Regions from separate parts of the Homo sapiens genome. Here region 2 is linked to region 1. Evidence: read pairs that join two places in POLR2A ChIA-PET (ENCODE). Cell type or tissue: Panc1. All regions are shown on one strand. Region 1 holds the start of LOC124904958. Region 2 overlaps ARHGAP40 (Rho GTPase activating protein 40).

Region 1 (4,000 bases):
GAATCCAGGCTTGAATCTGAAACGCAGCCCCTCTGTCCATTCCAACACATGGTTTTCCTCTCAACATGACAGGGTCTTTGTCAGGGACTCTCAGAGCCCCAATCAAGCTCAGGGAGCACCTTCTTGGCAGCAGCCCCACGAAGGCAGAAGAGGGCCCAGGCCTGTCCCTGCCTGCTGAAGGAGCAAAGACAGGAGCAAAGGGAAGCAGCCTTCACCGGTGTCCTCACTCCCCACTCCTCAGCACCCAACCACCTCTGGCCTCACAACCTGCAGAGAACTTGAGCTCTAGAGGACTGAGCAGGACCCCACTTACCTGGGACCTCAGGATCCATGCTCTCCCAGAGGACGCCTCTCACACACATGGGGCGGCAGTCATGTGACACTCCTGCAGGGCACAAGAAGCCAAGATGTGACTGATGCACTTGGCACTGCTTATGGCAAGTCCAGGAAACCACGATATTCACCCACAGAAAACACACCAGGGGAATCAGTGTCTCAGGAGGTGAATGTACTGACAGCTTGTCTAGCCCATCCTGGTCACTGACACAGTCCCCTGAGGTCATCCCGTCTGAAATGGACAATGGTGCCTCTACACAAGAGGAAAACCTTGTAACTTTTCCTTTATTACCAATAACCAAGACACAAGCAGCCTGTAATCACTTTGCACACAGGGGCAGAAAGAGATCCAGGGCTTGTTGAAATTGGAGACCAACGTCAGAAGCCTGAAAAATGGCCTGAGCCAGGACAGTGGCACAGCAGAGCACAGGATGAAGCAGCTTCCATCTTGTCCCACATAAACGGAACCTGCCCCAACCAGGAGAAGTAAAGGAAAGACCCTCCAGATGAGAAAGCTGGCAGACTTCTTCGGACGTGGAAGATAGGGACGGTGTGATCCTAAGAAAAATCACCTCAGCGTACTCCTGTTTTCCAGACGAGAAAACTGAAGATCACAAAAAGAACCAAAGCTAGGGAGTAGTGGTAAAGCGTTTGGGACCAAGGTACAGGTAGGTTTGATGCCAAAGCCCTCCAGCTTTTGAGTCAGATATTCCAAGACACAACAATGATAAGGGATCCCTAAAGATGCTAAACCCAAGCAGGCACAAGAGGAACCCAATGTATTCATGATGGCCCCAAAGAGGGTAAAACTGGGGCCAGCACAAAGACACTCTTACCTCACCTCTCTCTACTTCCCAGACATCACGCCCAGGGAACCTGCATGCACCCACCCTTGTGGGACACAAAGCCCCAGATCTCCAGAGGACAGACCTCATAGAACACCATGGTCCACCTGCTTCCTGGCAGGGTGGAGATACCTCTCATGGGCCTCTCTGCACCAATCAGCCTCCTCTGCCAGAATCAAGAAGCCCTGGATGAGCTATCTAGACATCACCTGGTCAAACCCGTTCTGGAAAGGACAAGGAGAGTACTGGCACAGAAGCCACCAGGTGGTAAACATTTCCTAAAAGTTGGCTAGTGTTAACAGTGGTCTACGGTCTCAGCAACACGAAGAGTTCATCTAGAGAAGAACCAGTCATCAGGGACAGCTTAAGTCTCATCTTATGCACATATTGTTGAATTTGTGATCCTGAAGCAGTACACTGAAGGGGACTCTGAACCTAGGACAGGTTCTGGTGTGGCACACCAGCGTGGCGCAGTCTAGCATACACAGTAAGGGCTATGATGGGCAGGATGGCCCATCTGTCATCTGCGGGTCAGGGCTGATTACACATCTCACTCTTCTATCAGCCATGCCTAGCTATACCTCTGGCTTTGGTCGCTGACATCACAATGACAATCCTGTGGGGAAATTAATCCTGGTGGCCCACGGACAAGACCGTCAAAGAGAACACCATGGGATGACCACTGGGCCAGTGGGAAATAGCTCTGACCACCCCCACACAGGCTGCCTTGCTCAAAACTACTTCCCTGACATGCATCAATGTGCTAAGCCCTGTCACCTTACAACTGAAGTCTTTTTTGTTGTTGTTGTTTAAAGACAAGGTCTGGCTCTGCAGCCCAGGCTGGAATGCAGTAGCACAATCTCGGCTCACTGCAACCTCCACCTCCTGGCGCATGCCACCACACCTGGCTAGTGTGTGTGTGTTGTAGACAGGTTTTTGCCATATTGCCCAGGTTGGTCTTAAACTCCTGGGCTCAAGCGATCCACCCACCTCAGTCTCCCAAAGTGCTAGGATTACAGGTGTGAGCCACCACGACCAGCCACAGTTGTCTTTTTCCAGCTCCTGTTTTTTGTTTTTTGTTAGGGACATAGTCTCACTCTGTCGCCTAGGCTGGAGTGCAGGGGCATGATCTTGGCTCACTGCAACCTCCACCTCCCAGGTTCAAGCGATTCTGGTGTGCCTCAGCCTCCTGAGTAGCTGGAATTATAGGCGTGTGCCACCACACCTAGGTAATTTTTGTATTTTTTAGTAGAGATGGGGTTTCACCATGTTGGCCAGGATGGTCTTGAACTCCTGGCCTCAAGTGATCCACACTCCTTGGCCTCTCAGAGTGCTGGGATTACAGGTGTGAGCCATTGCACCCGGCCCATCTCCTGTTTTTCATTTGTTCCATAACTGCTGAAAATCAACCATCTACCAAGCACCAGGTAAGTCAAGAGACAGGACTCAGATACTGAGACAGGCGAAGTGGCTCACACCTGTAATTCCAGCACTTTGGAAGACTGAGGGAAAATCACTTGAAGCCAGGAGTTCAGGACCAGCCTGGGCAACATAGCGAGACCCTGTCTGTCCCAGCTATTTGGGAGGCTGAGGTGCGAGGATCACTTGAGTACAGGAGTTCAAGCTATGATCACGCCACTGCACACTGCACCTCAGCCTGGACAACAGAGTGAGATCCTGTCTCTAAAAAAATACAATAAAATATTAAACAAAACTCAAGACACTGTCCTCAAGGTCACAATAGAGAGAGGCAAAGACAATCAAGCCAGTAATTGCCACAGGGTGTGACTAGTGGGGGCTGCAGCTGTGGTTTCACCACCAATCCTGAGGCAGGGACTCACCCCTCATAGACCCTGGTGAACGCCTCATGGAACCCTGCACTGAGCCTTGCACAGGGAGCACTCACTAATAAGACACCAAGTGCCAGGAGGCATTTGAAAGATGGTGAGAAGGAGGTGTGAGAAAGCTCCAGAGTTTGAAAGGGACAGGAGCGGACCCTCCAAACACGGGGAAGCACTTTCCGCGATTTCTCTCCCTGCACTATCAATGACCAGGGCACAGGCAGCCCACGATCACTTTCGAATACAGGTGCAAAAAAGGGCAGGTGAGCCCACGTCAGCGTGTTAGCTGCCAGATCTCCAGAGGGAGGCTCACCCCCCAGGGAAGAGAAGGGTACCCAGGACCCTGAGAGCCATCATCACTTCACAGGCAGATTCCATCTGTCCCCACCCAGAGTCCACAGGAAAACAGACTTCTGGTAAAAATGCCTCGGCTGTACATTCAGCCCACCAGTTCTGAGTATCTACACGTGGACAGGCACCGTGGGTTCAAAATCAAGAAAAACAGCCAAGGCCTCTGCCCTCAGAGAGCCTTTGCAGTTTCCCTACTTTACAGAAAGTCAACCTCAGGGGAATGAAGGAACTTAGCTAGCATGTGACCCCAAGCGCAGCCCGTCTCCTAAGTCACGCTTTGCTCTGCACCCGCTTTGCCAGACAGTTCTCAGAACTCAGAACTGGCTGAGCTCATTGACTGTCCCCTCTACTGCGTCCCACAGAAGGGTCCTTCCCCAAGGTGCGCAGAAGCAGCGGCACTTACCCAGGGGCATTCTCACCCCGCGGACAGTGGAAGCCCCTCAGGGGGTGCAGATCAGAGTGCTGCAGGAGAGAGAGGGCGCTGGCTGGTGCGAAGCCGTCCGAGGTGCAGCACAGCCCACAAGGCCTAGGCAAGGAAAAAGCACGGGGAGGGGGCTTTAGTACAAGGCCCGGGGACAGAAGTCCAGACTCTGCCCCACTGGAGTGCTGGCAGCGTCTTCCATTTAA
Region 2 (4,000 bases), 200 kb after region 1:
CCAGACTTGGGCCCCAGTGCCCATTCCCCGACTTAGCAGCTGTGGGACTTTGGGCAAGTAACTCAGCCTCTCTGGGCTTCAGTGGCTCCATCTGTGAAAAGGGGTTGTGGGTGGCTTCTGTCTCCCAGGGTTGTGTGAGCATTGTCAGCTTCCCACATGAGTAATTGGGCACTGTCTGTAATTTGCATAGAAAATGTCGTCAGAGAATGGCGACTCCGGTATGAAGGGGGCCCAGCTCAGTTCCGGGGCCTCTAAGTTTCCTCCAGGTAAGTGGTCTTCATTCTCCAGGGCCCTGAGAATCCTCCAGGCTGCATAAAGGGCTGCTCTGTGAAGTAAGAGAATGTGCACACCTCCCAGCATTTCCTGCTTCCTGCTGACTCCCTGCCTTCCCTGCTCAAGGGCAGTAGGGAGGAGCCCTGAGGGGACAGGTTGGGCCCTTAAGTGAGCTGTTGCCATCAGGCCCATGGGGCTCAAGATGGGAAAATTCTCTTCCTGGGCAATTGGCCTTAGCTGGGAAATCACTTCCTGGGGCAGTGAGGGTCTTAGCTAGGAAATCATTTCCTGGGGGCAATGGGCCATAGCTAGGAAATCACTTCCTGGGCAATGAGCCTGAGCCCTAAACCTAATGATTTGATCCTGGGGCTTTGAACTTGAGCTTGGGAGCTCACTTCTTAGGACTAAGGGCCTAAGTCCCGAACCCAAGCACTTGCTTCCTGGCAGCCAGTTCTCACTGCCTTTCTCTGCTTTGTTTCCCCCGCCCCGCAGCAGCAGAGCCTGGGGGGCTGCAGGAGCAGGCTGGGAGGGAAGAAGCCTTCAACATGGACTCTGCCTACTCAGAACAAGCTGCGGTGCTCCTGCAGAGGAGCAGGCCATCCCGGGGAGGCACCTCTGCCTGGGGCAAGTGTTCCCTGCCGGTGAGGATGCTGTCCACAGGGCTGGTTGGCTAGGTCCCCCTGTGCTCAGGCACCAGCACCCATCTCTTCACACCTTCCACACTGACAGGCATCCAGCACAAAAGTTGTTAATTCATTCATTCATTTAATTCGTACCACAAATATTTACTGAGTGACCGCTGGGTATCAAGACTGGGGAGCAGGATGCTTACAGTCTAACAGTCCTGTCAGTATTGTCTCCATGCTCTTTGTTTTTATCCTTAGAAAGCCCTCCCTCCTCCAGCAAGCTCATAACTGTCCATCAACATGTTTTTCTAGTTACTTTTAAAATTAATTTTAGTGCCTGGAGTGACAGAGAGAGACCCAATATTTTAGTTCTGTTCTTTCCTCCCTCTCTCCCTCCCTCCCTTCCCTCCTCCTCCTCCTTCTTTTTTCTTTCTTTCTTTCTTTCTTTTTCTTTCTTTCTTTCTTTGTTTTTCTTTTCTTTCTCTTTCTTTCCTTTCTTTCTCCTCCCTCCTTCCCTCCCTCCCTCCCTTCCTTCCTTCCTTCTTTCCTTCCTTCCTTTTCTTCTTCCTTTCTTTCCTTCTTTCCTTCTTTTTTTTTTCTTTGAGACAAGGTCTCACTCTGTCACCCAGGCGGGAGTGCAGTGGTACCATCCCAGCTCACTGCAGCCTCAACCTCCCAGGCTCAAGCTATCCTTACACCTCAGTCTCTCAAGTAGCTAGGACTACAGTTGCATGCCACCATGCCCAGCTAATTTTTAAAATTTTTTTTAGAGTTAGGTTCTTCCTACATTGCCCAGGCTGGTCTCAAACTCCTGGGCTCAAGCAATCCTCCAGCCTCAGCCTCCCAAAGTGCTGGGATTACAGGTGTGAGCCACTGCACCTGGCCGTTCTTTTTTCCCAAAATATTCAGTTATCCCAGCATAGTTCCTTCCAAATAGGATGTAATCATTGATAGTTAGGTTTTTAAAGATTGAACTATAACTCGCTGTTAAGTGCACAGATATTTACCAGGTACAGCTTGGTGTGTATGCCCGTGTAAATACCAACAAATGAGTACAGAAACTTCCTCCCTTGCTTGATGGCTTGTAATATGGAAAAAGAAAGAAAGAAAGAAACTTCCTACCCCACCACCCCCTCAGTGCCCGCATGCCCTTCCCAGGTAATTCCTTTCCCTGCAGAATAACCACTATTCTGACTTCTCTCATGGAGTAAATATAGTCTTTCACAGTCCCTCTATTACTAAAGGAAGTGTTTCTTCTTTGACCACGTGATGATGCAGTCGATGCAATCTTAGGTAACATTTTACTGAGGGCTGCCCTGGCCCAGGGCATTGTTCCCAAGGCTTCCAGTGCCCTCATTGCTCCCTGACTATATGATAGAAAGAAAGAGAAGTAGGATCGGGCACAGTGGCTCACGCCTGTAATCCCAGCAATTTGGGAGGCCAAGGCGAGAGGATTGCTTGAGTCTAGGAGTTTGAAACCAGCCTGGGCAACATAACAATACCCCATCTCTACAAAAAATTTTTGAAATAGCCAGGTGTGATGGTGCAGGCCTGTAGTCTTAGCCACTTGGGAGGCTGAGGCAGGAGGATCACTTGTACCTGGAGGTTGAAGCTGCAGTGAGCTATGATTGCACCACTGCTCTCCAGCCTGGGCCACAGAGCAAGACCTAAAAAAAAAAAAAAAAAAAAAGAGAAGTGGCATATGTTAGTCTGTTTTTACACTGCTGATAAAGGCATGAAAGAGGTTTAATGGACTTACAGTTCCACATGGCTGGGGAGGCCTCACAATCATGGTGGAAGGTGAAAGGCACGTCTCATGTGGCAGCAGACAAGAGAAGAGAGCTTGTGCAGGGAATCTCCCCTTTTTAAAACCATCAGATCTCGTGAGACTTATTCACTATCACAAGAACAGCCTGGGAAAGACCTGCCCCCGTGATTCAATTACCTCCCACAGGGCCCCTCCCACAACACATGGAAATTCAAGATGAGATTTGGCGGGGGACATAGCCAAACCATATCATGGTGCTCAGAGAGGAGAAGTGACAGAATTGGCTCCCACAAAGGCCAGGACAGGAACACCTGGCAGCCTGACCCTGGAGCCTTCCCAACTGACCACCACTCTCTACTGCTTAGGAAACCAACCCCACCCCCTGCAGTAGCCTCTATTCCAATGTGAGAGTACTTTCACTCATTCAAATGGAATTTTCTTAGGTCCACAGCAAGTTGCAAAAACAGAACTCCCACGTACTCTGCACCTAGTTTCTCTTAGTGATAATATTTTCCATTAATCATAGTACATCAAATAACATTTATATTTATTTATTTATTTATTTAATTTTTTCTTTTTTGAAACAGTCTCACTCTGTTGCCCAGGCTGGAGTGCAGTGGCAAAACCTCGGCTCACTACAACCTCCACCCCCGACGTTCAAGTGATTGTTGTGCCTCTGCCTCCCAAGTAGCTGGGACTACAGGCATGTGCTACCACACCCAGCTAATTTTTGTATTTTTAGTAGAGACAGGGTTTCTCCATGTTGGCCAGGCTGGTCTCGAACTCCTGACCTCAGGTGATCTGCCCGCCTCAGCCTCCCAAAGTGTTAGGATTACAGGTATGAGCCACTGCACCCGGCCTAAATTTTTTTTTTTTTGAGACGGAGTCTCGCTCTATTGCCCAGGCTGGAGTGCAGTGGTGCAATCTTGGTTCACTGCAAGCTCCGCCCCCTGGGTTCATGCCATTCTCCTGCCTCAGCCCCCGAGTAGCTGGGACTACAGGCGCCCGCCACCATGCCTGGCTAATTTTTTGTATATTTAGTAGAGATGGGGTTTCACCGTGTTAGCCAGGATGGTCTCAATCTCCTGACTTCGTGATCCGCCAGCCTCGGCCTCCCAAAGTGCTGGGATTACAGGCGTGAGCCACCGCGCCTGGCCTAAAATTTTTTAATAATGAGTTTCTATTTCTAAAACATCAGAGATAATTAATATTCAACATTATCTTGTCTTTTTCTTTGACAGTGTTTCTCCATTAAATTATGAATGATGATAATAATTAATCACGCTAAAGGGCCAGGCATGGTGGCGCACACCTGTAATGCCAGCACTTTGGA

Evidence for each region. Peaks named below come from ENCODE experiments on the same cell type or tissue, not always from the same donor. Only the 100,000 strongest peaks of a DNase experiment are listed, where the experiment ranks them.
Region 2: POLR2A ChIA-PET joins it to region 1 with 13 read pairs; 3 of 35 experiments call an interaction of 5 or more read pairs at or near these places.

The regions. Positions count from the first base shown.
Region 1 is chr20:38,430,728-38,434,727 of GRCh38, forward strand. LOC124904958 reads left to right here and starts at 66. Exons shown (of 3, transcript XM_047440636.1): 1 at 66-217; 2 at 3,736-3,878. The coding sequence starts at 66. It overlaps SNHG17 (small nucleolar RNA host gene 17), which reads right to left. Exons shown (of 8, transcript NR_185934.1): 2 at 3,777-3,899; 3 at 314-385. SNORA71D (small nucleolar RNA, H/ACA box 71D) reads right to left here and starts at 3,272; the gene lies at 3,135-3,272. RefSeq lists enhancers at 1-236, 2,994-3,073. In Panc1, no CTCF peak of the experiment used is centred here; no DNase peak of the experiment used is centred here; H3K4me3 peaks cover 1,427 bases; H3K27ac peaks cover 962 bases.
Region 2 is chr20:38,628,737-38,632,736 of GRCh38, forward strand. It overlaps ARHGAP40 (Rho GTPase activating protein 40), which reads left to right. Exons shown (of 15, transcript NM_001164431.3): 4 at 191-266; 5 at 766-914. Among named protein-coding and RNA genes, the nearest start is that of ARHGAP40, 29 kb to the left of the region's middle. In Panc1, no CTCF peak of the experiment used is centred here; no DNase peak of the experiment used is centred here.